Linked DNA regions of Homo sapiens: region 2 is linked to region 1. A link is a loop called in an ENCODE intact Hi-C map of the cell type or tissue named here. Cell type or tissue: dorsolateral prefrontal cortex. All regions are shown on one strand. Each heading gives the region's core, and the rest is flanking DNA. Links, peaks and the distances in the headings are about the cores only.

Region 1 (15,777 bases), core at 4,712-12,711:
AAAAATCAGGGTGCGCTGCATCTGTTAGGGACAAAAGGAGGGAGAAGTTAATTTGACTTTGGGGTGAGGATGGTCATAAAAAGCTTTCTGTAACCTTCCTTACTGTTATTAAGCGATACAGACAAGAGAAAAGAAATACATGTTATAACAAACCAGAAATAACCCTGAAGTGAATTTTCTGTAGTGACTATTTAACAATAAGCCACAGTGCAGCTTGCGCTATGCTGCTTAATATGGTAAACAAAGTTCAGCCAAGGATCCTTTGCTGGAGGGAATAGCTTGTCCAGTTAGAAAGCTCCTTTTGTTTCTGAAAGCTACTAAAAAACTCAAGCCCTTCAAGTCATTTTAGCAACTCTGAGGGAACAATTATGCTTTTGTGCACAGACTTTAAAGAAAGCGTTTCACAGAGAAAAATCTTGTTGGTGGACAGAGAGGATGGCACATTGCCCAGGTTTTTTTTAATAAAGATGCAGGACTGAGCAGATGTGATAACTCTAGCCATTTAGTCACAGAGGCACATAGGTTATAAAATGTCAACAGTAGGGCAGGCTTCTTGTGTAGATTAGAAGTTCTGGGAGGCCACAGTGGAGAGAGCCCTGGGAAGGCTAAACTAGCCACAGCTGGGGTGGTTCTGTGCTTCCGGTGAGCAAGAATAAAATGAAATCCCTTGAGGAGGAAAGAAGGCAATGTGTTCGCCAGAAAAGTCATAGTTAAATGTAGAGGTCAAAAAATAAAAGGAAGGGAATGAGGCCAGGGGTGCTAAGCTTACCTGCATTCACAGAAAATACTACATGATTTGTGATTTACCTGGCAGCTGGGGTGGATGGCAGAGAAAGTCAAGGGCAGGCAAATCCCTTCTCTTGGTCTGCTCCTTGCACAGGGCAAACATGAGAATAAAAACTCATTGAGTTATTGCTGCAGGTTCTATGGTCTAGAAGCTATAGAAAATTGTCTGATGCTTTTTATTTATCTTTTTTGTTTTCTTTGAGACGGAGTCTCACTCTGTCTCCCAGGCTGGAGTGCAGTGTGTGATCTCAGCTCACTGCCATATCCCAGGTTCAAGCGATTCTTGGGCCTCAGACAGATGTGCACCACCACACCCGGCTAATTTTTGTTTTAGCATTTTTAGTAGAGACGGGGTTTCACTATGTTGGCCAGCTGGTCTAGAACTCCTGACCTCAGGTGATCCACCCACCTCGGCCTCTCAAAGTGCTGGGATTATAGGCGTGAGCCACTGTGCCCGGCCTCTTTTTTTTTTTTTTTTTTTTTTCATTTCAGGTGGTTAAAATCACTTGATCTCTCTCTTTGGGGCACCTGAAATCTGGATTTAAAGCACCGGGGAAACATTACAATGATTTTGCATAATTTTTTAGGTTGGAACAAATTGTTTCTTCAAGGAAGGAAAAAAAATTTTCAATGAATCGTTAATTCTTTTTTTCTCCTTTTATTTTCTTTGTTGACATTTGGCCAAAGATGAACTTTTTTCCTTTTTTATTTTTATCTATTTATTCACTTATTTTCAGAGATAGCATCTCACTCTGTCACCCAGGCTGGAGTGCAATGGTACAATCATAGCTCACTGCAACCTTGAATTCCTGAGCTCAAGGATCCTCCCGCCTCAGCCTCCCAAGTAGCTGGGACTACAGGCACGCACCACCACGTCTGGCTAATTTGTTTACTTTTTGTAGATTCAGGGTCTTGCTATGTTGCCCAAGCTAGTCGCCAACTCCTGACCTCAAGCGATCCTCCCACATCAGCCTCCCAAAGTGTTGGGATTACAAGCATAAGCCACTGTGCCCAGCTGTTATTTTTTCTTTTTTAAATTAAAGCTTTTAATACTGAGGGATGTAGTATAAAACTAGCATCTGATTCTCTAAGCTTCTCCAGCACAAAATAGGAGCAAGTTGATGTTCCTTTATACTATCCCCAGAAAAGATAAGTCAATGTGTCCTCTAGGCCCCAAGAAAGGGCACAGGGCACAGAACATGTAAATCTTCTCTCCCCTACCCTGTTTGAGATTGTGAGCACAGCTCACCTTCCTAGCTCAAAGCTGAATGTTTTCATGTTAGAAGCATGTTCAGTGACCCACTAAATAGGATCAAATATCTCATTTCATTCAGGAGATTTTCACAGGTGAAAGTCAAAGAATTTAAATATTCAGTGAACAATTTGAGTTCACCAGCTCAAAACAGACAGAAGCTAAAACTCAACTAGAAGATGTTTCCTTCTTCTACACTTCTGTACAGGGGTTCAACTCACTGCAATCCAAGACCAATCCATTCTAGCCAAGGTTCTTGGGTCTGTCGGCTGGCAGAATATGCCACCTCAAAATATGACACTTTGACATAAGGATTATTTTGAGCTGAAGGCAATTGAGAAGATCACGCCCGTAATCCTAGCACTTTGGGTGGCCGAGGCAGGCAGATCACCTGAGGTCAGGAGTTCAAGACCAGCCTGGCCAACATTATGAAACCCCGTCTCTACCAACAATACAAAACTTAGCCGGGTGAGGTGGCACACACCTGTAATCCCAGCTACTCGGGAGGCTGAAGCAGCAGAATGGCTTGAACCCGGGAGGCAGAGGTTGTGGTGAGCTGAGATTGTGCCATTGCACTCCAGCCTGGACAACAAGAGTGAAACTCTGTCTCAAAAAAAAGAAAAAAAAATGTATTGGTCCTTTGCTAAAATGCTATAAGCCCATGTTCCAACCAAACCTTTGAGTTTATTCATCTCTGAGTGTTCCCGCATGTAATTGCAGTGCACATACTAATAAAATTCTGATTGTTTTCTTTTGTTAATCTGTCTATGTCAATCCAATGCATAGGGGCTCAGCCAGAGAAGCTAGAAAGGTAATCAGAAAAAGAATTTGGTCCCTTTCAAAAGTTTCTTGAAGAGACTCCGCTGTCATTAGAGGCAGCTCTAGAGATCCTACCATACCTCCAGTGACCCAGCCTATAGACTCAAGACACAGCCCCGTCTCCTTTCTCTGCTCATTCTTGCTCAATCCCTGGACCTGCCAAACGGGGCCCTAGCCCCCAGACTATGTGGTTTCCCCTAGACCCTGTTTACTGAAGAAATACTCTTTGAATCAGGGTGACCCATCAGTCCAGACCTCTGAGCCTCGCTTAATTAAATGAGTGCCCCAAGGATGGTCCAGGCCTAGACCAGCTCCACACAGAAAGCAGGGAGCTCTAAGCGCTTCCATCAATAACACTGAGAGATGAAGCCAGCTGTACTTCCTGGGTGGAGTGGGGACTTAGAGAACTTTTCTCTCTAGCTAGAGGATTGTAAATTCACCAATCAGTGTTCTGTGTCTAGCTAAAGGATTGTAAATGGACTAATCAGCACTCTAAAATGGACCAATCAGCACTCTGTAAAATGGACCAATCAGCAGGATGTGGGCAGGGCCAAATGAGGGAATAAAACCTGGCCACCCAAGCCAGCAGCAGCAACACACTCAGATGTGGTGTTCCCAGTGTTTCCTGGCTAAAAGTTGGGAATCAAATGCAGGTCTCTTGACAGGCCTGGTGCCATAGATTAAGAATCTGCTGAGCCAGAGCATAGCAAATGGAGAAGAGGCCATGCTGAGCTAGAAGAGGCTTGAAATGTAACTTAGCCTGGAGAGAGAAATGTATAAAGTTGGGAAAGATGGTCTGAGCTGTCACCCATCTAGGGCTAATTGGAGTGCACAGCCTCCAACTAAAGAAACTTAAATTTGATTTTTTTGAAAGTTGTCTCCTGGCCTGGTGCAGTGGCTAACGCCTATAATCCTGAAATGGGAGAGTTCCCTGACCCCCCTCAGAGACGTGTGACCGAATGTGGCTCATCTGTTCGGCCACTGTGCACTCAAACCCCTTAGAGGAGGGGGAGCACGCAGGAGCTGGGGCAAGCGCTTCTGGGCTCTGACCCCACAGTAGCATCTAGGGGTGGGTGCCTGTAACTTCTGAAGCCCCAGTGGGCATATTACAGTACTTTTTTAGCTCTGCCGTCACAGATGGCTTAAGTGTTAACTAGCTCAGTGCCCTCTCCGGGTCCTTGTCCGGCATCCAGGAAGAATCAGGTCACACGGACAAATTGAAGGATGGTAAATGAGGGGGATTTTATTGCCAGATGGAGGTGGCTCTCAGCGGGATGGATGGGGACCTGGCGAGGGGATGGAGTGGGAAGATGATCTTCCCCTGGAGTTAGGCAGACCCACAGCCAATCTCCTCTCCTATCATCCCCAGGCAAACTCCTCTCAACATTCAGATGCTCCTTCCCTTCTCTCCTTCTCTGCTGCACTGCTCTTATGCTCCTCTGCTCTTCTGCTCGTGGAGCCTGAGGTTTGGGATTTATATGGGTACAGGATGGGGGGCATGGTGGGCCAAAAAGCAACATTTGGGCACAAAAACAGGAATGCTTCTTCCCATTTAGGGCCGTGGGTTTCCAAGCTTCAGGGTGGGGACTTTGCCAGGGAACCACCCTCTTCTACGCAGTATCTCCCTGCCTCCTCTCTGTATCACTCCCAGCACATTGGGAGGCTGAGGCGGGTGGATTGCTTGAGCTCAGGATTTTGAGAGCAGCCTAGGAAACATGGCAAAACCCTATCTCTACAAGAAATACAAAAATTCGCCAGGCATGGTGGCATGCGCCTGTGGTACCAGCTACTTGAGAGGTTGAAGTGGGAGGATTACTTGAGCCCAGGCAGTCAAGGCTGCAGTGAGCCATGACCACAACACTGCACTCCAGCCTGGGCAACAGTGGGAGACCTGTCTCAAAAAAAAAAAAAAAAAGAAAGAAAGAAAGGAAGTTGACTCCCAAACAAAATAAGCACTTAGACCAATTTTGGCCATAGGGCACCAGTCTTTGATTTAGATTTGGTCCAATTCATTATTGGAAGAGCTGGGGCACAAAGAGATCAAATTACTTCTCTAAGATCATTTGGCCCCTTAGAAACAGAGCTGTGCCTGGAATGCAGGTGCTCTACCTCCGGGACCTGTGCCCACTCCTCCTATTCCACTCTTCCAGCTTAAGTCCAGGCATCTCTCCTTTCTGCCCCAGAGCAAGCATGGGGCAGTCAAGTACTATTTTGATTCTGACTCAAAATTCTGCATTTAAGGAAAGATCAGTTCTTCTTTCTCTACCTCTTCTCTTCCCAAACAATTCAGTCCTGAAGCCATTAGATGGGTGAGAAGAGTGCCTCCACGTAGAGGAGCTGTACATGGGTGTCAGAGCCTCAACTAGGTGATGAGGGCACTCATGTAAGGACAAGTCCAGCACCATCAGAACCGGAGAGAGGTGGGGAGGGCGTCCTCATGAGATGGGAGATAAGTGATACACAAGGAGTGATCTACAAAAAAATGCATCAAGGGTAGTGAGGCAGGTTTCTCATCAGAGACAAGAGTTGCAGATAGTGAAAGGGAAAACTAAAAAGGAACGCTGTGGTGTTGGATAGGATTCGGAAGTTTTATGTAAACTCACACTTGTCCATATAAACAGATTTATAAATAAATGTAGATGTAAATGTCTGCCAGCTGCAAGGGCCTGGGAGCAGTGACATGCCCACATCAACAGGCATCCCTACACTAGACTCTGGCTTATAAACATGATGCTTTACCAAAAAAGACCTGGGATCCTTGAAGAAACGGCTGATTCTAGGGCTTGGGCAGGAAAAGTACAAACTGAACCTGGAACATCTTGTGCCAAAAAGAAAGGAAGTGCTCAGAGAAGGACAGGAACGTGTTGAAAGGACAGTGAAGCCAGCTTGAAGGGAGTCCTGCTGGCCAAATCAGGGATATAAAAATTTAGTTCGAGCATCAAAGTAAGTAATGTAATAAATGGATTATAACTCATTGGATAAAATAGAAAAATTTAAGTACATACAAATATAAATAAGTGAATCAATGGAAAGTTTGATGGAGAGCAGGACAGGTTCATAGTTTCAAAGTATCTCCCCTCACAAAGACCTATTAATTTACAAAGGGTAAAAGAGATGTTTCACAGGGGAGAACGCTGGCAGACACCACCTTAATCAAGAATCAAAGTTAATATCATTGGTATGGGCAAACGGAAATGACATCACACACTGCCTGGTAGGATGCAGGTGAGAATACGGTGTTTCTCTGTGAGTGTAGGGCTTAAGATGCACAACCTGAATTACATTATGAGGAAACGTCAAGTCGAGGGATGATCTATGAAATAAGTGGCGTGTAATTTCAAAAGCATGAAAGTCAAGAGAAGACTAAAAGAGACTAAAGAGATATGACAACATACAAGGGGCAAAAGTTGAACGGGATCTGAGGATTAGATATTAGTAACACGTTGATAGGATTCGGCTATGTGTCTCCACCCGAATCTTACATATTGTGATCCCCATTGTTGGAGGTGGAGCCTGGTGGAAGCTGATTGGATCATATGGGTGGTTTCTAATGGTTTAGCGCCATCCCCATAGTGCTGTCTTGTGATAGAGTTCTCAAGAGACCTGGTGGTTTAAAAGTGTGTAGCGCGGCCGGGCGCGGTGGCTCACGCCTGTAATCCCAGCACTTTGGGAGGCCAAGGTGGGTGGATCACGAGGTCAGAGATCCAGACCATCGTGGCTAACACGGTGAAACCTCGTCTCTACTAAAAGTACAAAAAAATTAGCCGGGCATGGTGGCACGCGTCTGTAGTCCCAGCTACTTGGGAAGCTGAGGCAGGACAATGGCGTGAACCCGGGAGGGGAGGCGGAGCTTGCAGTGAGCAGAGATCGCACCACTGAGCGGAGATCACGCCACTGGACTCCATCCTGGAGGACAGAGCGAGACTCCGTCTCAAAAAAAAAAAAAAAAAAAAAAAGTGTGTAGCTCTTCCCCCCTCACTTTCTTCCTCCGGCTCCGACCACGTGAAGACCATGCCTGCTTCCCTTCGCCTTCCGCCATGATAAGTTTCGTGAGGCCTCCCCAGCCACACCTCCCGTACAGCCTGTGGAACTGTGAGTCAATTAAACCTCTTTTCTCATAAATTACTCAGTCTCAGGTAGTTCTTTATAGCACTGTGAGAACAGACTAATACACACATCAATCCTAATTTTCTGATTTTGATGGTTGTAATGTAGTTATGCAGGAAAATGTCCTTGTCTGTGGGAAATATACACTAAAGCATTTGGGAGTAACAGGGCATCAGATCAACAACATTCTCAAATAATTTAGGGGGAAAAGTTCTATGTACTTGCAACTTTTCTTTAAGTTACGATTATGTCACAATAAAAGACACTGCAAAAAAAAGGAAAAGTCAACAATTAAGAGTCAGACAGGGAAGGTGAGCAAATAAGAACTCTGCTATTTCAGGGACACTATTCACATTCACAAGAATACTATGAGGCCAGGCTACTTGGATTCAAATCTCAGCCCCATCATTTATCAGCTGTGTGACTTGGGGAAAGTTACTCAACCTCTCTGTGCCTCAGTTTCCAAATCAATAAAGTGAAGATCATAATAGTATCTATTTCCTAGGGTTATGAGAATTCCATGGGTTTATATTTGCCAAGTGCTTTTAAAAGTGCCTGGAACACAGTAAGCATCATTTAAGTGTAAATAAAACGAATGACCCATGGAGTTATTCAAAATGGAATAACCTCACACATATGCTCACTGCAGGGAAAGAAGAATGGATGGAAAATTTTTTTAAAAAAAGTTTTGTTTTGTTAGGACAGGGTCTCACTATGTTGCCTAGGCTTGTCTCAAATTTCTGGGCTCAAGCAACCCTCCCTCCTCAGCCTCCCCAAATGTTGGGATTACAGGGATAAGCCATTACGTCCAGCCACATTTTTAACTTAAAAGATACAAACCTGCAATTATAGGCAGTAGGAAAGGCAAGTTACCAATGGTGCTGGAAAGTAAAGCAGCTCATAAATGTGGGGCATTGTCTGTTGACTGCAAAAACTTTTCCATGGTGACCTCCTGGATACAAAGTCAACACAACTCACTTCCCTGCTAAACAGATGATTGCTTTGACCAACAGTGACACCTACAGGTCAACACTGTAAAGACAATTCAATTATATCTGAATGTGGGCCAGATTTCTATAACCCTGGAATTGCCAGGCTGTAAGGATTCTCAACAAGCAAATAGCAAACATTGAGTAGTTGTTGGATCTATATTTCTATTTTCAAACCTAATCTACCTTAGGAAGTAACTGGTCTCTGCAGTAATTTATGCATAAGATGGGGAATCCCATTCACCGTAACAACTGAGCCGGGCACGGTGGCTCACACCTGTAATCCCAGCACTTTGGGAGGCCAAGGCAGCCTGGCCAACATGGCAAAACACTGTCTCTACTAAAAATACAAAAATTAGCCAGGCATGGTGGTGCGCACCTGTAATCCCAGCTACTCCAGAAGCTGAGGTATGAGAATCACTTGAACCCGGGAGGCAGAGGTTGCAGTCAGCTGAGATAGCACCACTGCACTCCAGACTGGGCAACAGAGACTTAAAAAAAAAAATCCGAAATCATAAAATATATAGGAATAAACACAAAAGTTGTTAAGACGTTGCATGAAATAAACTGCAGAATTTTGCTAGGAACCATAAAAATTTGATCAAAATACGTATCATTGATGTTTTTAAGATCTAAGTATTATATATTAGTTCTTCCTAACTTATAAATTTGAGTCCAATAAAAATCCCAAAGAAATTTTTTAAAAACCTGGAAAATGTTTCTAAATTTTATTTAGGAAAATAATTAAAATATTAAAAGCTGAAAACGAATGTGGAAAACATCTTAATAACAGTACCCAACATTTATTGAGCCCTTATCATGAACTTACCAGGCACTGTTAACTTTTATAATTTTACGCTTTAATCCTAACAATTGTATGGGACAGATATTATCAGCATCCTCATACAGTGGAAATAGATTATTTAAGCTTAGCAGCATCTGTGTTTCTTACCTAGGATAACAACTCTCATTTCTTTTAGGGGAATTATCTGTCCTTGATTTCAGCATTAGGACTATTAATCCAGGTGCTTTGCTCTCCCCTTGCCAAGGGGCAGGTAAATTACCTTAAAGGTAAATGATCCATGCTAGGCAAATTGCTTGGTCCTTTCCTGCAGTTTTAATTTTGAGAAACAAAAAGCCTAAAAACAGTTGAAGTTCACTCATTCTAGCAGTGGCGTTTCCACAAGACAGTTGATTTTTACCTGTTACCTAGCTAGGTCCCTAGAGGTAAGGAGACAAACTCAGAAAATAGCAACAGAATTCCATCTCCACTTGCAGACTAAAGAATAAAAAAAAGGAGTCATGTTAGTAGAATCTACAGAGCCACAGCAGAGGGGCCATCTAACAGGAGATGTAGACACAGAAAAAGGAATAAGCTTTCCAGCGAGATGTCTCTAGAGAAGGATCTCCTTCATGCCTCTCCAGAAAACATGAGAAGCTCCTGGTGACGAACCAATTCCTTCTTCATGGATGTGAAATGACCAGGATGCTATCAAGTCACCATGCTCTTTCGTCATGCCCAAAGTTGTGTGTGTTGGCTGTTCCACTGTCCTATCAGCCTACAGAAGGACAAGCAAAGCTTACAGAAGAATGTTCCTTAGGAGGAAGCAGCAACCGTGATCAGGATGAATGAGAAATCATCCCAATAAACACGCTTTGTGTACATTTTCCTTAAAAAAAAAAAAAAAAAAAAAGACAGTAACTACCACAGACTGGCAGGGAAGGAGTGGGAAAATTAATACTCTGACATTTTTTTTTCTGCTCTGATTTTCTACCACTGGCCAAACACAATCAGAAGCCAGAGGATAAAGCAAGCCCAGATGAAGTGGACCGTAGAGATCAGTCCCTAAGGACACACTGCAGGAGAATGTCAGAGAGTGGTTCTGGAGAGGCAAATTGGATCTGGGCTTTCCAAAACAGACCATGTTTGCTAAAGCCATAATTGGTTTCCGCAGCTTGCCACAAAGAAACCGAACTGATACAACCCACGTTACAGACAAGAAAATGAAGTTCAAAGAGATTAGGTTACTTTTTGCAGGTCACATGGCTAATATATGTAGAACTCTAAAACAATTTAAGTAGAAGAAATTTAAAAGATCACAGAATCAAATGTTATTTTCCCTGGAGTTAGTAACTGCCCTTTTTATTGCTTAATTTGCTTTGTATGTTTTTTTCTCTTATTGTAAAATACAACATAAAACTCACCATTTTAACCATTTTAAAATGAGCAATTGAGTAGCATTTAGTATATTTGTAGAGTTGTGCAATGACCACCACTATCTAACAGAATCCTATAGAGCCACAGCAGAGGCGACACCTGACAGGAGATGTAGTCGCAGAAAAGGGAATAAGCTTGCCCTTCCGTCTGCACAGGGAAATGGCATTCTATTTATCTATATACACACACACATATACCAATTACTGAATCAGGATACACAGCTAAAAACAGATCCTGTTATATGTAAGAATGCAGTGTACTATAAAAGAGGTATCAGTGTGAAAAGGACAACCCAATTGTCTAATTGGAGTTGAGGAATTATTTTTATTTTTAAAAGGGAAATTAACGTAGACAAATCGTAACATGTACCCCAAATCCAAATGGATTAAAGACAAAAATGTCAATAAAACATTTGTGGACCTTTCCAATAGAAAAAAAAAAAGAGCAAACTCTAACTGCCTACAACATTTTAAATCTAGAATCCTATATTCAATCAATATGGGGATAAAGTTCTTCCCCTTGGATAGGAGAGGTTTCGTTTGGTTTTCTTTTAATTTCCTCCAAAACAATCATTGGCAGGAAGCTTCTGCAGGATAAGCTCCAGGTGTAGAAAAAAAAAAAAAAAAAAAAGTTTGTTGGAGACCATAGGAATTTCATAAAAATATTGAAACTGAAAACACTTAAAAAGCATTCCAAATCAGCTTTCCAATCTGCAACCTTTGTTAGAATGAAGGCAACAAGAAAATGGTCTGAAAGTGCCAGGGAAGAGAAGAGGAAGGACACAGAGCCCTCTTGGTCCCTTCAGCATTTTCAGGAGACAGAATGCCACAGAGAATTTTCCACAGAGCTGGGCATGGTGGCACACTCCTGTAATCCCAACAACTCAAGAGGCTGAGGCAGGAGGATCGCTTGAGGCCACAAGTTCAAGACGAGCATGAGCAATGTAGTATGACCCAATCTTTACAAAAAAAAATAATAATCAGCTGGGCACAGTGGCATGCACCTGTAGTCCCAGCTACTGGGGAGCATGAGGTGGAAGGATAGATTGAGCCCAGGAGTTGGAGGCTGCAGTGAGCCACTATTGCACCACTGCACTCCAGTGTGGGCAAAACTGAGACACCAAAAAAAAAGAAGTGTTCTGTGGTTGCAGAGCAAGAGAGAGAGGAGGCTTAACAGATTCCCACCCTGAAAGAGAAAGTAGGAAGCAGAGTACATAATAGCACTCAATTTCCTTTGAGAAAACTGCCTTCCCTCCATTGTGAGAAGTCTTCACCTGGAGGGCCTGCCTCCTCACTGCTGCAGCCAGGAGCCAGGTCTTCACCCACTTCCCAGGGAGTCACAAGAGCCTGGCTGCTAGGCTCAGCGAATGGATGCTCTCTCCAAGTACAGCAAGATCCTAAGCAAGTTAGGCTTTAGTGCCGTGGCAGAAGCAAGCATGCTGAACACAATTCCCCGCATCCACAATGGAGGCTGGGCATTGCCAGCAGTAGCGGTTGGAACACAGGATTTAGGAGGAGGCAGCAGTTATGAAATGCTCAAGATAACCAGTAATGAGCAGCACAAGACCCCTTGCACCTTCAAATATAAGACCAGTAATAACACTTACAAATGTACATTTTAACTTGGATAGTTAAAAATACTAACAAGTGATTTATATCTGCTAAATCAGCAAAAAAGAACAAAGAGGAACAAATTGAAGGCATATGTTTTAATGAACATTATAACCAAAAAAAATTGAGTCCTTGTGCTAGAAACATGTAGAAGAAAAATTATAAATTTGTTTCAAAGAAAGCTTTCAGAATCAGTTTTACCTAAAATCTATAGCTAAGATTATCACTCCCACATACCCTCACCCATGATTTCTTCCTGCCAACCTTCTCTCAATAGCTATATCAGTATTTGGCTTGATTCATGTTCAATATTGACAACAGCATGTCTAGTTAAATACTGCTCGCAGCTGGCCATGGGACATATTATGAATACCTTTGCTTCCCAGATACATTTATAATTGTTTAGTTTTTCATTTGCTTACTTCTCTGGGCCATAATTCAACCCCAAATTATTTGCCATTTGTCCAGATCTCTCCACATCCTGATGGATCAGGTTGTCTACAAATGTCATCTTGTTCAAAGGCCTCTGCTCCATTCTAACCTGGCAGGAGTAGAGGGGTGCCATGCAGAAGGGGAGCAGAGAATGCCAGGAAGGCAGGAGAACAGGGGCCTCTGGGCTGAACCAGCCCAAAGGCTCCTGTGCAGCTTCCCAGTGAGAAAAGGTGAGACTGTCAGCAAAGAGAAAGTGAACTTTGCCCAGCTCTCTATGACCACATGCTGCCACACACACTGAGGATTGAGAACAGATCCAAGGGCAACCGCAGACGCCTAAAGCTAAAGAAGGTGGTCTAAGGTTGTATAAAAAAATCCAGATGCACTTTTTTTTTTTTTTTTTTTTGTAGACAGGATCTCACTGTTGCCCAGGCAGTGGCACAATCTAGGCTCACTGCAACCTCTGCCTCCTGGGTTCACACAATTCTCCTGCCTCAGCCTCCCTAATAGCTGGGATTACAGGTGCCTGCCACCACACTGGGCTAATTTTTGTATTTTTTGGTAAAGACGGGGTTTCACGATATCGGCCAGGCTGGTCTCAAACTCCTAGCCTCTACTGATCCACCCGCCTCGGCCTCTCAAAGTGCTGGGATTATAGGCGTAAGCCACCTTGCCCAGCCTCCAGACGCATTTTCTATACAACTCTGCACGGGCAATTTTGGCCTCAGAGTCCTCCAGCAGGTGGCAGACTCCAGCACAGGAACAAAATCTGTCTACCCCAGAAATCTCTTCCAAGTTGACACAGCCTTCATAAGCAAGAGCCATAACTGTGATGAATGCCTGTTGTCATTTTAAGCACTGCAAGTTATTCCACATGAATACTGAACTGTGGTCCAAGCATACAGGGGAATGCATCCCCCTTTCAATCACACGACATCCAACACATGCCATAGGTGGGTAATGTCAAGCAATATTCACCCCCCGCCCCTGAATCCTTCACTTGGTCAGGAGACACCCTGTATCTACTGCAAAGACTTCTGTTTTCTCCTCGGTTCTGTATTTTCCCAAATTCCTACCCTGGTACGTACTATTTTTTTCTAATTACAAAATAATCATTAACTTTTAAAAAGCCATGTACAACTAGTTGACATAATAAAAATCCACCTAACTCATCTTTTAGTAACTATGGCTATGTTGTAACAATTTTATTTTGATTTTTAAAAAAGGAATCTCTTGATTTAATCAGGGCTTTGGGGTCATAGGGGGATTAGTCACTGTCACAGTCATAATAATGCATTTATTCAGGGAAAACTTTAATTTTCTTTGTCTTCTCCAAAAACAGCTGCTGGAACACCTCAAATTAAGGGATGTTCATCTAAAACACCTTTACTGAAACTTGATTCCTTGGGCCAGAGGAAGGTCTTTACTGTAGTTGATAGTACTAGTGGGAAAAAATAACAGAATTAATGACAGTACATACATAACAGAAGATTTTCATGCCCACTTTTAAAATGTAGCAGATCTGTATATATTAACAAGGCAAGATCTCCAAGTTACAACTTTTTAAGACAAACCTTTAAGATAAAAGACAATGTTAGTATGGATCCCGTTTTATTTAAAAGAAAAAAGACAGAAACATAAAAATCTGGAAAGACATACCATACATGGTTTTTTTTGTTGGTGGTGGTTTTTGTTTGTTTGTTTGTTTTGTTTTGAGACAGGGTCTCACTCTGTCACCCAGACTGGAGTGCAATGGCACAATCTCAGCTCACTGCAACCTCCGCCTCCCAGGCTCAAGCGATTCTCCTGCCTCAGCCTCCTGATTAGCTGTGCACCACCACGCCTGGCTAATTTTTGTATTTTTAGTAGAGACGGGGTTTCACCATGTTGGCCAGGCTGGTCTTGAACTCCTGACCTCAAATGATCCACCTGCCTCAGCCTCCTGAACTGCTTGGATTACAGGCATGAGCCACTGCAGGCGTGGATCACCTGAGGTCAGGAGTTCAAGACCAGCCTGGCCAACATGGTGAAACCCGGTCTCTACTAAAAATGCAAAAATTAGCCTGGCATGGTGGTGCAGGCCTGTGATGACAGCTACTTGGGAGGCTGAGGCAGGAGAATCGCTGGAATCTGGGAGGCGGAGGCTGAGGCTGCAGTGAGCTGAGATCAGGCCACTGCACTCCAGCCTGGGTGACAGAGCAAGACTCCATCTCAAAAAAAAAAAAAAGTGTGCCCTCAAAAGTGCAAGAAACAGCCCAGCATGGTGGCTCATGCCTGTAATCCCAGGACTTTGAGAGGCCGAGGCAGGCAGATCACCTGAGGTCAGGAGTTCAACAACAGCCTGGCCAACACGGTGAAACCCAATCTCTACTAAAAATACAAAAATTAGCCGGGTGCTGTGGCTCACGCCTGTAATCTCAGCACTTTGGGAGGCCAAGGCGGGTGGATCACCTGAGGTCGGGAGTTCGAGACCAGCCTGACCAACATGGAGAAACCCCAACTCTACTAAAAATACAGAAACCACGCACGAGACCATTTCATTGTTGGGTGCTGGGCACTAGCTGAAGCTAGACAAGAAGGCTAGAAAAATAGCACCAAATAGATACTTAGAGGAGACAGCTGTGGAATGCTGGAAAAATCAAATCAAATGACACTGCACAAAGACAGCACAGACAGTAGGAAAGTGTAAAAGCCCATTCCCAAGGGTTTTAAGCCCAAACCTATCTTCCCAAAGCCTTTTCTTACCAAGTAGACCTTCTCATGTACTGTTTCCAGGCATCACTGCCAGACTCCCTGCCACCACCAGTGTGCTTTTCTCCTCCTAGAGAAATAAAAAATAATATCATATCTTCTGAGCAGTTTCCATGTGGGCTCATAGTTGGTATCAATGAAAAGAAGATACCAAAAGGACACCAGAACAACCTGATTATTTACTTTACATTTAGCCCACAATATCTCCCCTGCAAACAAATCAAAGACAGAGACCAAGAGACCAAAACAAACAGAAAAAAGGAATTAAGAGGGAAAATAAAATATAAGGAATTAAGAAGAAATGGAAACAGAAAGAAACGGTAAAAAAAAAAAAAAATCCCATTAGCTGGGCGTGGTGGTGCATGCCTGTAACCCCACCGTGCCCAGCCCACACATGTTATTCATAGTTTTTCTTTTGAGCAGGGCACAAGAATATGGGAGCTGTAACTGTCTTCTTTATCTCTCTCAATAACTTGTATTAAATTATCAGGGAAAACACAAATATTCCCATTTGATAGAAATACATTAAGAAAATATAACAATTTTGAAATAAAAGCTTCTCTATTAACTACTCACCTGGTCTTTCTCATGAGAGGGAAAGAATCTCCATTAAATGGGTTCCAGAAAAATCACAGCTGAATGTTTGCCCTTCTAGCTCTCAAATGCACAAGCAAAGTAAAAAGAGACATAACTGACTTCAAAGAATGGGAAGCCAGCAAAAAGCCTGCACACATTTGAAATAAAACAAACCACAGCTAACAGCGCCTCTGAAACTCCTGGCAGGAACAGAGTCGCAGAGGCTCTAAGGAACCA
Region 2 (15,777 bases), core at 3,737-11,736, 96 kb before region 1:
CATTTTTAAAAGAACAGTGGGGAAGAAACTAGCCCAGCATGGGGATTGAATGAAGGCCTCTTGGAAGAAATGATGATATCTGAGAGAAATTTTGAAGGAGGAATAGGAGTCAGTTGCCTACTCTGCCAAAAAAAGACAGAAATCATTCTAACTGGAAAAAGTAGCCTAAAATAAGACACAGTGATGTGAAACAGCCAGGTGACTATTAAGAATTAATATTACTAGAAGATAAAATGTATAAACTTAAAGGGCAGCACATAAGGCAGAAGCAGTAGGATGGAGGAAGGTCCCAGAGGACATGTTTTTGTGATGAGAAGGAGGTCTGGTTTATCTATAAGGCACAGGGGCCACTGACAGGGTTTACCCAGGGATGTGATATAGCCAGGTTTGAGTTTTTTCGAGATATTGCTAGTGACAGTTGAAGATAGATTTGTTGGAGAACAAAGCAGGAAGCAGGAATTAGCTGGCTGTAAAACAATCCAGGTGAGATTGTTCTGGTAGGGGAGAGGGGAGAATGAGTTTGAGAAATTCTGAGGAAATAAAATTGGAAGGACCAGGTGACGGAATGGATTGACAGAGCGAGAAAGCCAGAATGACTTAGTTTTTCTCTTCAGAAAGGCTGCGTGGATTATGATGCCATTGCATTATGCCATGGAAGGGGATTTGGGGTATTAAAAATGAGTTCCCTTTTTTAATAGTTGTGGGATAGAGTTTAGAGCTAGCAGATAGATTTGGCAATTGTTGGCCTATAGGTAAGAGTTAAAATCATGAGAGTGGGTCCAATTTCCCACTAACAAGAGTAGGAAACTGAGGAGAGAACCTGAGAATGATTCTGTGTTGGGATGAAGATCAAAAAAGGAAGAGGCCACAAAAGGTGATGGGAAATAAACAGAACGGCAGAGAATAAAACAAAACAAAAACAACCAAACAAAATAAAACAGAGGAACAGAATCATGAAAAAACAAACAAGGAAAGGAGAATCCCAAAAGATAGTCACCAGTGGCAAGTACAACCAAGAGCAGCTACTAAATTGCCCTTGGCATTTGGAAATAGAGAAATCACCAGAGAACCTTTCCAAATAAATTTTAGTAGCATGATGAGCATGAGGGCCAGACTCTGCAGGCTGGGTAAGTGGGAAATGAGGAAGCCAGCATAGCCTGTGTAGACTTTACTGCCATTTCACATAATCCCTCACTGTCAGTGCCTGGCTTGCATCACAGCTCAGATTGGTGCATACTGGAATCTTCTTTGTCAATATGGCATCCTCACGTCCCCATGTCTGCCTGTAATCTCCTATCCATCCCTTGCCATTCTCACCACCTGTGCTTTTCAGCCTCAGAGGGAAGCATAAGCTCTTGATGTTTCCATGTTCTCCTAGCCCATCAGCCCCTTCTGGACTTATTTTCTAGGTGGCTCAGGAAGCTACGTAGGCTTTAAGAAGTTTGTCTGAGAAGTGAAGAAAAGAGAGAAAGGTAAATGGAGGAGCGAAGTCAATGAAAAGTTTTGTTTTTTAGGTGAGAGAGAGCCTTGTGAGCCTGTACATAACCTCGGAGAAACAGCCTGCAGAGAGGGAGAATATGAAGGGGCACACCCAATAAGTGACAGAACAAGCCCAGAGGTGTCAGAAATGGGCTTGAACATGAGTAAGAGAGAGACCTTGCCTTCTGAAAGTGGAGGAATGAATAGATGCAGTCTATGCAGATATAAGTAATTAGAGGTCTGGGAAAGAAATGTGGGTGCTCTTGTATAATGACTTCAAGTTTCAGTTTTCTTAGTGAAGTCATGACAAGGCCCCTTTCACCAAGAAAGATGAGTTGTGTTTCATCAGGGGCTTGAGGAACATGGAGAGTGTGAAATACGAGCTGACGAAATAAAACAGGATGTCTAGGCACCGTTGAGGGCCCAGCAAAAGGACTGATCCACAATAAAGACTGGTATTTTTTTCCCTACAATGTGGTCAGAATCTTGGTATTAGAAGTTTAAAAGGCTGATTTGGGGATTTTATCTGAGTGGGCATGGCAGAACGATTAGCATGATTGGAAATTGGGAGTGAACAATCACATATATGGCCTGAGCTGCCTCCAGAAATAAGTCCAGAAGAGGTTGATTGATGAGGAGAATATGGAAACATCAATAGCTGATGCTTTTCTCTGAGGCTGAAACACACAGGTGGTGAGAATGGCAAGGGATGAGAATTGGAAGGATAGGAGATTACAGGCAGATATGGGGATATTAGAGATGACATATTGACAAAACATTCCTGTACACAACCGTCTGAGCCATGATGCAAGCCTGGTATTGACCACGAGGGATTATGTGAAATGTCAGTAAAGGTTGCTGGTGATAAGGCCATTATTACTGGATGCCATTCCACCCACATGGCCATTGAAGATTCCATGTGGCAAAGTCCTCAAGAAAGAAGTATGTCAGAGGTTGAATGCAATAGGAACACTAAAGACAGTGGATCAAAAGTAACCTGCAAGAGGTTGGACTTTCCGTATGTTGAAATATATAGATATTTCATATATGTCTATATGTTGAATATAGATAAAATTGATTGTTTCTTTGTTTTTTGGTTTTGCTTTTTTTTTTTTTTTTTGGAGACAGAGTCACTCTGTTGCCCAGGCTGAAGTGCAGTGGCATGACCTCAGCTCACTGCAACCTCCACCTCCTGGACTCAAGTGATTCTCGTGCATCAGTCACCCAAGTAGCTGGGATTACAGGCACGTGCCACCATGCCCAAAAAATTTTTATATTTTTGTAGAGACAGGGTTTCACCATGTTCACCAGGCTGATCTTGAACTCCTGACCTCAAGTGATCATCCTGCCTCAGCTTCCCAAAGTGCTGGGATTACAGACACCGCACCTGGCCAAAATTGATTGTATTTTTAAAACTCAAGGGAACAAACACAAAAGCAATTAGAAATAGTAGTACTTAGTAAGTTGACTGATTATCAGAAAAATTATAAAAGTCAATGATACGGTTTGGCTGAGTCCCCACTCAAATCTCATCTTGACTGGAGCTCCCATAATCCCCACATGTCATGGGAGGGAGCCAGTGGGAGGTAATTGAATCATGGGAGCAGGTTTTTCCCATGCTGTTCTCATGGTAGTGAATAAGTCTCATGAGAACTGATGGTTTTATAAAGGGTAGTTCCCCTGCACACGCTCTCTTGTCTGCCACCATGTAAGACGTGCCTTTGCTCCTCCTTCACCTTCCACCGTGATTGTGAGGCCTCCGCAGTCATGTGGAACAGTGACTCCATTAAAACTCTTTTTTTTTAATAAATTACCCAGTCTCCGGTGTTTCTTCAAAGCAGTATGAAAATGGACTAATACAGTCAATTACCTTTCTTAATTAACAATAAAAAGTTAATAAAATAAATTGGAGAAAGAGTTACAGACTAGCATCAAAAAATATAAAATACCCAGAAATCGATTTAATAAGACTTCAAGTAAAACAACACACCTACTAAAGGGGAAAACTTGAATAAATGGAGTTTACCTTCCTCAAAAGGAAAACTTATGAAGTATTTCTTAAATGTATAAGGTCACTGCAACTCCAAACAAAATCTCAGTGACTCTCTTGAGAAAACATTTCAGAATGATTCTAAACTTATTCTGAAAGATTGAAGCATTCAGAAATAGCCAAGTCAAATCTGAGTAATAAAAAGATAGACCCATAGCTTATCATGATGAAGCTATCCTAATGAAGGTTCAGAAGGAAATCCAAATATATCTGGAGGTATTTTCAAATCCATGGGGAAAAGATGGAACAACTGGTTAGCCATTTGGGAAAAACTAGAGCTGGAAATCTACTCCATTTCGTAATTAAAATAAGCCCCTGATCAATCAAGTATTTAAACACAGAAAAAAAGAAACCATAAAAGTACTAGAAGAAAACAAAAACTACTATATAATATGGAAGTAGGAAGTCTTACAATGCATGGAATTAAATTCAGAAGTTATAAAGGGAAAGATGGATAAATTTAACCAAAATGAAAAAATTGTGTGACATAATAAAATAAGGCATTACAAAGGACCATCGTTCTGTATTAGATTAATGAACTACACATTAACACAATGGTATATTTTATAGCATTCATGAAAGGTGGCATTTATCTCTAATCATGGGGATAGAATAGTCTCAGGACTATCTTTGACCTTTTTTTAATTGCATAAAACATGTATAAAATGATCCTATTATACAAAATTCTATATTGACATGTCTATTTATTGAAATAGGCCTGGAAAAATGTTCCCTAAAATGTTAAAAATGATGATATTCTCTAAATTCTCTAAATTATGTTTTCTTATTTTTTGTGTCTTTTTTTTCATGGTGTTGGTAATGTTTGAATTTTCTAGAATGAGCGTGTATTATGGCAGAGGAAAAAATATAAAGAACATAATTATATATTTTTTTCTTAAGCTTAAGATCCCCTACTTTGTAGAGGAGATAGATACCTTTTAGACATTAAAATACTGTTAGCTGGGTTTATCTGAAATGTAACAGCATGAAGACAACTTTGTAATGTTGTAATCATTGTCCCTCAAATTAAGTCTCACATCAAACTGTGAAATTAGGTACACAGATGCATGTAGGCTCTGGGCTATGGATTGCTCCAAACTACAGACTGGGTCCTCATTGGCGCTGCAGAGGAAAGCAGGCTGTTTGCAACTGCTTTCAGGATTGACTCAGGGCCCCCGTCCTCTACTTTGTCACCTTCACACTGTTTCAGTGGTTATCTTCCTTGCCTTTTATAGCCTGAAAACTATGCAGGTGCTCAAAGGACAATCAGTAGGCTTCCAGCCTTTCTCCTCTTCTTCCCATATTCCTTCTCTTTATTTAGGCCATTTGATCATGCCATACAAGGGAGAACTATAAATAATAATGCTGGCACACAGCAACATTTCACAATTACCACTGCAATGGCTAGTCCTGGTATAAGTTTTTTTTTGCTAAAACAGATAATATAGTTTTAATTCTAATAAGCAGAGCTCCCCCAATGAGGATTTTTTTAGGAATATAGGAACCAGCTCGTTAGAGGCTCTTGATAAAATATACTTCTGAATTGCAGGCATTTCAATGGTAAACAGGAGACAGAACCTACCTGATAATTGTGACAACCTTAGATGGTCATAGGATTATATCTGCTGAAATCTCTGTTTCCTCGCGTTAAAAATTTTCAAATCAAATCAAAACACTTTTTTTCTGGCTAAAACACATTTTTAAGCCTTGTCTTAGTGTATTTATGCATACCTTTTTATGTAAAAAATCTATGAATGTTACTAAAGTCTCACAATGTCCTAAGAAGGAATTATTATTCCTAATATGCCTATGAAGATACTTCAACAAGAAGGCTAACTATCCCACTGAATACTAGATAAAACAAAAGCAAAAACAGATAGGATTTGAATTCAGCACATTCACCCACTAACTCCTAATCTCATCTTCACGTTCTTCACCTGAATATTTACATCAGTCATAATTTTGAAGCAAACTCATTCAAACCCCTCCCTAAAATGCTTTTTCTTTTCTTTTTTTTCTTTTTTTTTTTTTGTGAGATGGAGTCTCACTCTGCCACCCAGGCTGGAGTGTAATGGTGTGATGTGGGCTCACTGCAACCTCTGCCTCTCAGGTTCAAGCAATTCTCCTGCCTCAGCCTCCCTAGTAGCCTGGGATTACAGGCGCCCACCACCACACCCAGCTAGTTTTTGTATTTTTAGTAGAGATGGGGTTTCACCATGTTGGCCAGGCTAGTCTCAAACTCCCAACCTCAAATGATCCACCCGCCTTGGCCTCCCAAAGTGCTGGGATTACAGGCGTGAGCGACCGCGCCTGGCCTAAAATGCTTTTCCTAATGTGTATTTACATGTATGCATTATAAAACTTCTAGATTTTTCTGTGAGCCCCCTGCTTAAAATCCGTCTGTAAATATTTCCTTGAAATCTGGTCTAGTTTAAGGTACCACGTACAACTGGTGTCTCTAAATTAAATGTGGTCTCTATTACTTCTCTTCTTTAAAGATTTTTTTTAATTAAAATCTATGATTCTACAAAGCTCATTGTAGAAACCTTGACAAACACAGATCATAGCAAAAAATAAAATTAAAAAAAACCAGTAATTTCATTTCCCAAAGAAAACTCAGATGTGGCCCATATTTTGATTTTGGATAATGTATCTAACTAATCATCCAAAATCCGAATTACTAAGTATTTGGAAACTTCTTTCCTGAAGTAGCATTACAGATTGATCATTAATGGGGATTGTTTTTCCCCATTATCTATCAGTAGTACTGATAAATTTACCACTCTCTCCCAGCCCTCCTTAGAAGATTGCTGGATGAAAGTAACAATAGTAATTGACTCGCTTCCCAGTTGGCCCAGTAGTCTTGGCTTGGTTGACACTCAGCTCAGTAGTCCCAAGATTTTGGTGGGTATAAGATTTAAGTTTTTAAAAGGTCTGAAGTAGACCTAAGAAGTGCATTTTTACAAGTCCCATGCCTAAATCGTTCTGACATAGAAAGTTCTTAGGCCACAGTTTGAGAACCTCTAGTTTATGGAATTCACAGACTGATCTTTCAGAAACTGTATGGCTCAGGCGCACCTGAAATGACTTTTAATGGAAGAGAGGAAAATTCTTCAGCCTTATTTATATTCTCACTTCTAGTTTTAGTAAGTGTTGTTTCAGTCTGTGTATTTCTCTGCAGAGCCAGTGTCCTATTAACTAGTTAAAAGAAAACAGGACCCCTGCAGACAAAACCCTGAGGCTTCAGAGTCCTCCCACATCCTCTTTCATGTCTCCCTTCCTTTGTCTCTTCAAAGACATCTTTGCCCAGTCACCTTCTGCTCTCCCCACAGAGATGTTGACATTGAACTTTCCTGGACAATAGTTTTCTGTCTTTTCTCAGTAAAACTGGCTTTCTCTCAGCTGTGATGGAAAGACTCCATCAGTGACTTCATGCATGCATGTTGTTATATGCATAACAGAAAACAATGAGCTGTAAAACATACAGAGGCCAGCTGGGTGCTGTGGGTCATGCCTGTAATCCCAACACTTTGGGAGGCTGAGGCAGGTGGATCGCCTGAGGTCAAGAGTTCGAGACCAGCCTGGCCAACATAGTGAAACGCTGTCTCTACTAAAAAATACCAAAAATTAGCTGGACGTGGTGGTGGGCGCCTGTAATCCCAGCTACTAGGGAGGCTGAGGCAGGAGAATCACTTGAACCCAGGAGGCAGAGGTTGCAGTGAGCCAAGATCACGCCATTGCCCACCAGCCTGGGCAAGAAGAGTGAAACTCCATCTCAAAAAAAAAAAAGAGAGAGGCCTTCCAGCACTCCACCACCACTAATACCACCACCACCACCAGTCCTGGCCTACCTTTTCCAAAGAAGATTATTCCAAGAAAAAAACAGGTGGAGCACACTGTGGTAGGGGCCAGGGTGGTGGCAAGAGAATTTATGGAATTTAAGGACAAGAGCCCTTTCCATTATCCCCCACTACTGAGCAAACCATACTGTGCAGATGTCTGTCTGCCTTAAGAACAAGCTGGCCTTCTAGCTTAGAAAAGACCTTTCTTCCGTGCCCTCTCTAAGGTAACTTGCCTATTTGGTATCTGAAGCCATTCAAGGAGATGTTATGAATTATTGTTTTGTAAAAGCCATTTTTTATGAACTGAATTCCGCAGATTTTTTGTTCTAAGAATTGGCAAGAACCTTTTGCAAAGATAAGGGGACAGGTGCCCTTTGAAGTATATGTTTATGATTGATCAATTCAGAGAATCTAATACTTTTGAGAGCTGATTTTTGTACCTAGAATTCCATATTTTGTTTCAAACGTACTGCTCATTTTTTAGATCTATACAGAATTGTTACAAACCTTGTAAAGTCTCCAAGATAAATGAGGATGTTCATATGAAAACCCAGACAATCTTTTCTTTTCTTCTCCTCTTCAACTTTTATTTGTAGTTCCAGGGTATATGTGCAGGATGTGCAGGTTTGTTACATAGGTAGACGGGTGCCATGGTGGTTTGCTGCACAGATCAACCCATTGCCTAGGTATTAAGTCCAGCATCCATTAGCTATTCTTCCTGGTGCTCTCCCTCCCACCTCTCCTGACAGGGCTTAGTGTGTGTTGTTCCCCTCCCTGTGTGCATGTGTTCTCATCGTTCAACCTCCACTTAAGAGTGAGAACATACGGTGTTTGATTTTCTTTTCCTGCATTAGTTGGCCGAGAATGATGGCTTCCAGCTCCATCCATGTTCCTGCAAAGGACATGATCTCAGTCTTTTTTATGGATGCGTAGTATTCCATGGTGTATATTTACCACATTTTCTTTATCCACTCTATAATTGATGGGCATTTGGGTTGATTCCATGACTTTGCTATTGTGAATAATGCTGCAGTGAACATACTTGTGCCTGTATCTTTATAACAGAATGATTTCTGTTCCTTTGGGTACATACCCAGTAATGGGATTACTGGGTCAAATGGTATTTTTGCCTCTGGGTCTTTAAGGAATTGCCACACTCTCTTCCACAATAATTGAACTAATTTACACTCCCACCAACAATGTAAAAGTGTTCCTTTTTCTCTGCAGCCTTGCCAGCATCTGTTTTTTCTTCACTTTTTAATAATCGCCATTCACTGGTGTGAGATGGTATCTCATTGTGGTTTTGATTTGTATTTCTCTAATGATCAGTGATGTTGAGCTTTTTTTCATATGAAAAATCCAGACAATCTTGAGGGCCAGCACAGCCTGAGGACTTGCTGACACAAAGTATTGACGGGCCAGAGGAAGTGGGCAGCCTGGATATCACATCACCCCATGTCTGCTGCTGCTCAGGTTTCTCTCACTGTCTCTTGGGTATGTGGTGGGGAGTGGGGGGTGAGGAGGGGGTGGGAGGGCAGATTAAAGAGAAGCAGCTGCAGCCTGAGGCACAGACAGGATGCAGAGTGACTCCATCATCCCACCTAGAGTCATGGACACCACCCACTTTGATACATTCTGTTCACAACCATAATTCCTTTCATGCTGATTCGTGTCATTGGGAATCTCTCTTCTTCAGCTTCAAGAGAGCCGAATCTGACTCAGGTGTTGAGATTGGGGAATGGCATTTCCATTTCTTCCTCTCTCCAGTATAGCCAGAGCAGGAAGGGCAAGAGAAAAGGGGTCCTGGTACCTGGTGATGTCAAAGTAGGCAGCTCCTACTGCTGTGCTAGCAAGAGCCATGTGGACTAGTGTGAGAACAGGAACTCTCCCAAGTCCCCTACTGGGTAACCAGATACCCAACAGTGTGCCTAGAGATGCTTTAGTCCACTCCAATCCTAAATACTACTACATTGTGCTAATAGTTTCCCTGAAAAACAGCCATATTTCACTCATTTTTTTAAAAATCAATTACAATTTTTAGCCTTAAGGTTTGATATTGGTATTGTGTTTATTTTTTCAAAGAATCTTTATCTTGTAGAGTTATACACTGCAATAGTTACAGATGAAAAGATAGTGTGGTCTGGGATTTGTCTCAAAACCAGTAGGAGGTAGGAGTGGTGGGCTACAGGTATATAGATGAAACAAGATTGCCTTGTTTATACTATTCTATCTACTTTGTACCTGTTTTCTATGTTATAAAATGTTCATAGTAAGTGGTTTAAACTTCAAAAATCATTTCTGAAAATAAGTGGATACCCTTATTTACTCAGCTGTGCTATAAATTTCATATTAACCCCCCAAAACTAGACCAGTCTGAGTGTTTCTAATAAAATCCAGCAGTAACCGTGACTGATTTTAAAACATTCACTGCTTCTCTTATCTACAATGCCTAGCTTCATTAGTCATGTAGAAAATGTTTACATTCCCCAAGCTTTTAAAAATTAAAAAAAAAAAAAAAAAAAACCTATGTGTTCTCAATTTGAGTAAGGTGTGACGGAGAGCAGCTCTGTGACACAGGCTGAGGGAGGAGGATTTGGTGTGGAGGCGAGGAAACTGGGGCCCTTACTAAGACACTGAAATATGATAAACATCCTTATGAAGATGCCACTCCCAGAAACTGGGACTTGAGCTACTCTTAGGAAGCCACAGACCATGGAATACAGATTCTTCTCCTGGAAACTTCTCCATTTCCAAGAAGGCATAAAATGAAGGAAAGCAATCCTCTTTCCTTTCCGTTTCTTGGAATCTAATATCTAAGCATTACCCTTTACACTCTAGCAAAGTAAAGCAAACTAAGGCATGACGGCCCCTCCCAGCAGTAATTATGAGATCATTTGGCCTCAGTAACTAGGCAGACTCCACTACCTTTCACCTAGTTTCGTGGGAAGAAATGGTAAAGCTCCCTCGATGGAAATGTTCCTTCTTTCGCCATAACCTTCACAGGATCCATCTGTCTAATCTTTGTCTGAAGGAATTGGAAGGGCAGGCGGTTGCCTCACCAAAAGCACCCTCAGTACTTTAGTCTACTGAATTATGGGGGGTTGTTCCAGAAGAGGATCCAAACCCCAGCAGAAAACTCCTGGCCTTTCCCATGCCAGTTTTCCCAAGCCCAGGAATTCCAAGTGAAGTACATCCATTCCTATTGCTATTTATACTGTCTGGTGTAGCCAAAATGGGCCCTGGGCTAGAAATCAGAAAGCCTAGGCCGGGCGCAGTGGCTCACGCCTGTAATCCCAGCACTTTGGGAGGCCAAGGCGGGCAGATCATGAGGTCAGAAGATTGAGACCATCCTCGATAACACGGTGAAACCCCGTCTCTACTAAAAAAATACAAAAAATTAGCCGGGCGTGGTGGCGGGCGCCTGTAGTCCCAGCTACTCAGGAGGCTGAGGCAGGAGAATGGCGTGAACCCGGGAGGCGGAGCTTGCAGTGAGCCGAGATCGTGCCACTGCACTCCAGCCTGGGCGACAGAGCAAGACTCCGTCTCAAAAAAAGAAAAAAAAAAAAAAAGAAAGAGATCAGAAAGCCTGGCCTTTAGAGCTGATTTAAGGAACATGAAGTCCTTAAGGTAAATGAATTGAACCTTTTTGTGGGGATACAGAGATGTGAAAAGACCAGGATCCTGCCCTCCAGAGGCATATGGTCAAAGCAGGGCAAAGACAAGTAAACAGTAGCCCATTTATAATTTTTTTTTTTTTTAAAAAATAGTCTCACTCTGTTGCCCAGTTTGGAGCACAGTGTGGCATGATCTCGGCTTACTGCAACCTCCGCCTCCCAGGTTCAAGCAATTCTTCTGCCTCAGCCTCCCAAGTAGGTGGGATTACAGGCATGCACCACCACATCCAGCTAATTTTTGTATTTTTTAGTAGAGAGAGGGTTTCACTGAGCAGGCTGGTCTCAAACTCCTGACCTCAAGTAACCCACCCGCCTCAGCCTCCCAAAGTGCTGGGATTACAAGTGTGAGCCACAGCACCTGACCCCATTTATAATTTTTAAATAAACCACATACTAAAGTGATACAGTTGCCATGACAGTCACAGGGTACTGGAAAGGAGCACAAAGAAGAAGAGGTCAGTCCTTAGGACCTAGAGGGGGTTGGGGAAGTTGCCAGGTAGGAGGTGACCCCATCAAGAGCTAAATCTTGAAAGATAAACAGTGCTTGCAAGGGACCACAGAGAAGGCATGGCAGCCCAGGAGGAGGGTGCTTGGGGGCAGCATGACAAGAGGTTCAAAGCCAGAAAGGGAGGCTTCACATTGCAGAGGACCTGTTTTCTGTACTCATCTTCAGCTTTATCCTGTAGGCAACAGAGAACCAAAGGGGTTTTAAAGGAGGAGAAGGAATGATATGATCATATTTGGGCTTTACAAAGATCACAGAGCACAGTGATCTTCCATATAGATGGAAGGAGGAGGGGTCACATATAACTCAAATGAGGTAGGGAGGTATAGTGGTCCAGGCAGGAGGCATTAAGGACCCTAGCTAAGCCAACCAAATTAGGGAAAGAAAAAGAGGGGACTTAACTGGAAAATATTAAGGAGGTAAAGTCTACAGGTCTTGGTGTCTGACCGGGCTTGGAAAGAGAAGGCTAGTCATAGTATGAGAGTAATAGAGGCTTCAGTCACTAAGATTGGAGTTGTGTGGGCCCTCAGCGAACTCATCTTTGTTTCCTTATTTGTGAAATGTGGATAACACCTGTCTTACATGCCGGCCTCAAACACCTGTCTAACACACCTGTCTTTCATGCCTGCATGAGGGTTAGTGTGGTATCATGGTGTCACGGGTATGAATGCTTTTTGAACGGCAAAGCACCATGCAAATATAAAGTCATCCGGGAAATCCAGTAGAAAGGAGTGGCAAGGAAGAGGGAAGAGGCAGAGATGTGTTTTCCAAAGCGATGCGTTTCAAGTCCAGATAGAGAAAATGCATATTTGTGGTGGGAGAAATTAAGGACAGTAAATAAAGATGTCAAATATAAAATTAAAATCTTTTAGATCCACTGCTTATTTCCTTGAAAGTGGTACTGTCATGTACAAATTATATTCAATCTAATTCTTCTATCCCGTAAAAGTTAGTTATATTTAAAATATTGGGGTAAACATTTTAACAGCAGTGAGGAGCTATCACTAGTTCCACAATTATTCCATATCTTGATAGTTGTAATTAAAATCATGTATATTTTTACATAATAACAATATGGAATAATTCTATATTGTTGACACTAACATGACAAACCACATGGATAACTTCTAAGGAAAGCCAAATACAGATAAGAGACATTTACATCCTTAGGTAGATTAACACCTTTGAAACCTCACAATCTGAAATACTAAAACTATACTCTCTTATTTTTCGCCATGGGATATCATGAGCTTCTTTTTCCTTACGTATGTCTAATATGAGGGTGTTTTGGTTAAATCAAAGCCTTTTACATAAAACTGCTTTCACCAATATATAGATATATTCCACTTTTTTAAAGTGACAGTGTCTTTCTTCTCTAGAAGTTGAGTCCCATTAATTTTTTTTAGAAAAAGAATCCTGAGCTGTAATAATACTTGGCATTTAAGCAAAGAGAATTTTCACGTGTGCTGCTGATGCCCGTGTTGATTCACTTGGTGGGATATGGCATGAGACCGAAACCTGGCCTCTGGGAGAGTCCTGTGTGTCACATCCTGTGAACACCCTACTCTGTCCTCATATGTGTGTGGCTCTGCACTGTAAGATCAGAACACAGGAGACTGAGGAAGTAGCAATGCAGAGTTTGAGTGAGGGAGAAACAAAGCGACAGGTTTCTGGAACTATTTTGGACTCCCGTAGTAACTTTTAACTCTGCTACAATGCCCATGTACTTGGTCTTTTAAGCTCTCTCTGGCTTTTGATCTCTTTTTTTTTTTCCTCCTACATGAAACAGAAGACAGAGTTACAGGAAATGAAGGGTATAGGAGGAAAGAAAGAGCTGTAGTTATCGTAGATGCCAGAGTGGTAAGAGGCAGCTCTTCTTTCAGGGGCTTAGCTGAGGGCCAGAGTAGTACAGCTCGTCTCCACGGGGGTGGAGAGGGGTGCCTCAAAACAAAAGTGAACATTTCTCTCTTCTAAGTCGGCTTCTAATGGCCCTGGTTTTTGTCTGTTTTAACCTAAAAGGTTATTGCACTATTAACAGGTAAAAAATTCTCTTCTGACCAAATACATGTATTTCTAGCATAATATATTCTCTCTCTCTCTCTGGATAAAATTTATTAGCATATCAGCATAAACATAATTTTTGTAAGGTCAGACAAGAGATTTGAAGTGTAATTCAAGGGGAATTTGTATTAACGTAATGAAACATTCTGCTGTGAAGTTTACTAGCAATGCCTCACTCTGGGTTATCATTTCTGACTCCTCCCATTTCCTTTCTCACCCGTCACCTGGCCTTCATTCATTCTCTGTCCTAGAAGATAACCTCTAAAACCAGTGACAGTCCATCCAGCCTGCTGTTAAAAAAAAAAAAAAAAAAAAAAAAAATGTTGCTCACTCTGTCCCGGCCAGTCTGGCTCTAGCGTCAGCTCAAAGGGGCCCAGGTACAGCTCGGGCTGCCACTCCATAGGGTGCAAGCTGTAAGCCTTGGTGGCTTCCATGGGGTGCTAATCCTGCAGACACACAGAATGCAAGAGTGAAGAAGTCTTGACAACTTCCACCTAGATTTCAGAGGATATTTCAGAAAGCCTACATACCCAGGCAGAAGCCTGTCGCGCGGCGTAGCCAACACAAAAACTCTACTAGGGCAGTGCTGAGGGGAAATATGGGGTTGTGCCCCCACACAGAGTGCCCAACAGGGCACTGCCTAGTGGAACTGTAGGAAGGGGGCCACTGTCCTCCAGACCCCAGAATGGTAGAGCCTCTGGCAGCTTGCACCCTACATCTGGAAAACCCACAGGCATTCAACTCCAACCCGTGAGAGCAGCCAGCGAGGCTGCACCCTGCAAAGCCACAGAGGCAGAACTGTCCGAGGCCTTGGGAGCCCACTCCTTGCACCAGTGAGCTCCATAACTTGATCTTGAACTTCCAGCCTCCAAAACCATGAGAAATAAATTTCTGTTGTTTACAAGTATGTTAGTCCATTTGCATTGCTATAAAAGAATACCTGACACTGGGTGATTTATAAAGAAAAGAGGTTTAATTGGTTCACAGTTCTGCAGGCTATACAGGAAGCATGGTGTAAACAATCTCAAAAGAGATTGTTTTGGAGCTTTAAGACTTAATGACTGCCTTGCTGGGTTTCAGACCTGTGTGGGGCCTGCTTCCCCTTTCTTTTGGCCGACTTCTCCTTTCTGGAATGGGAATGTTTATCCAGTGCCTGTACCACCATTGTATCTTGGAAGTAAATAACTTTTTTTATTTTACAGGCTCATTAGTGGTAGGAGATGAGTCTCTTACGAGACTTAGGACTTTAGACTTGATGCTGGAACAAGTTAAGACTTTTGGGGACTTTGGGGAAAGTATGATTGTATTTTGCAATGTGAGGACGAGATGTGGGGGGCCAGCGGCAGAATGATATGGTTTGGATATTTGTCCCCTCCAAATCTCATGTTCCAGTGTGATTCCCAGTGTCAGAGGCGGGACCTGGTAGAAGATGATTGGATCGCAGCAGTGGATCCTTCACAAATGGGTTTGCACCATCCCCTTGGTGATAAGTGAATTCTCACTCAGTTAGTTAATATGAGATCTGGTTTTTTGAAAGAGTCTTGGACTTCCCCTTCTCTCTCTCTTGCTCCCACTCTCACCATGGGATGTGCCTGCTCCCCCTTCGCCTTCCACCACGATTGTAAGCTCCCTGAGGCCCTGACCAGAAGCAGATGCCGGCACTATGCTTCCTAGACAGCCTGCAGAACTGTGAACCAATTAAACCTCTTTTCTTTATAAATTACCCAGTCTTGGGTATATCTCTATAGCAATGCAAATGGACTGACATTCTTGTAAACAACAGAAATTTATTTCTCATGGTTTTGGAGGCTGGAAGTTCAAGATCAAGTCATCAACAAATTCAGTGTCTGGTGAGGGCACATTTGCTGTTTCATGGATGGCTGTATTTTGTTGGATCCTCATGTGGTGGAAGGGACTAATGAGCTCCCTACAAGGGCATTAATCCCATTCATGAGGGCTCTACCCTCATAATCTAATCACCTCCCAAAAGCCCCACATCCTAATGCCTTCACCTCGGGGGTTAGAATTTCAACATGTAAATGTTTGGTGGACACAAACATTCAGACCATAGCACCTGGTTTCCCTGACATTACTCTCTTGCAATACCCATCTATCAAAAAATAGACAATACTTTTCTCCTGAGTATCAGGTTCATAAACTGTCACA

Evidence for each region. Peaks named below come from ENCODE experiments on the same cell type or tissue, not always from the same donor. Only the 100,000 strongest peaks of a DNase experiment are listed, where the experiment ranks them.
Region 2: it touches region 1 in a loop (2.1-fold over the local background); 5 of 110 quality-filtered maps call a loop at or near these places.

The regions. Positions count from the first base shown.
Region 1 is chr5:126,531,366-126,547,142 of GRCh38, forward strand. It overlaps ALDH7A1 (aldehyde dehydrogenase 7 family member A1), which reads right to left. Exons shown (of 18, transcript NM_001182.5): 17 at 14,959-15,034; 18 at 10,476-13,654. The coding sequence ends at 13,600. Among named protein-coding and RNA genes, the nearest start is that of ALDH7A1, 56 kb to the right of the region's middle. RefSeq lists enhancers at 12,372-12,666, 13,033-13,082. In dorsolateral prefrontal cortex, for the core only: CTCF peaks have their summits at 7,970 (motif pointing left) and 8,174; no DNase peak of the experiment used is centred there; H3K27ac peaks cover 1,586 bases.
Region 2 is chr5:126,436,747-126,452,523 of GRCh38, forward strand. The region is part of intron 1 of GRAMD2B (GRAM domain containing 2B); the gene reads left to right. Among named protein-coding and RNA genes, the nearest start is that of GRAMD2B, 21 kb to the left of the region's middle. RefSeq lists an enhancer at 8,080-9,279. In dorsolateral prefrontal cortex, for the core only: no CTCF peak of the experiment used is centred there; a DNase peak (open chromatin) is centred at 7,055; H3K27ac peaks cover 7,825 bases.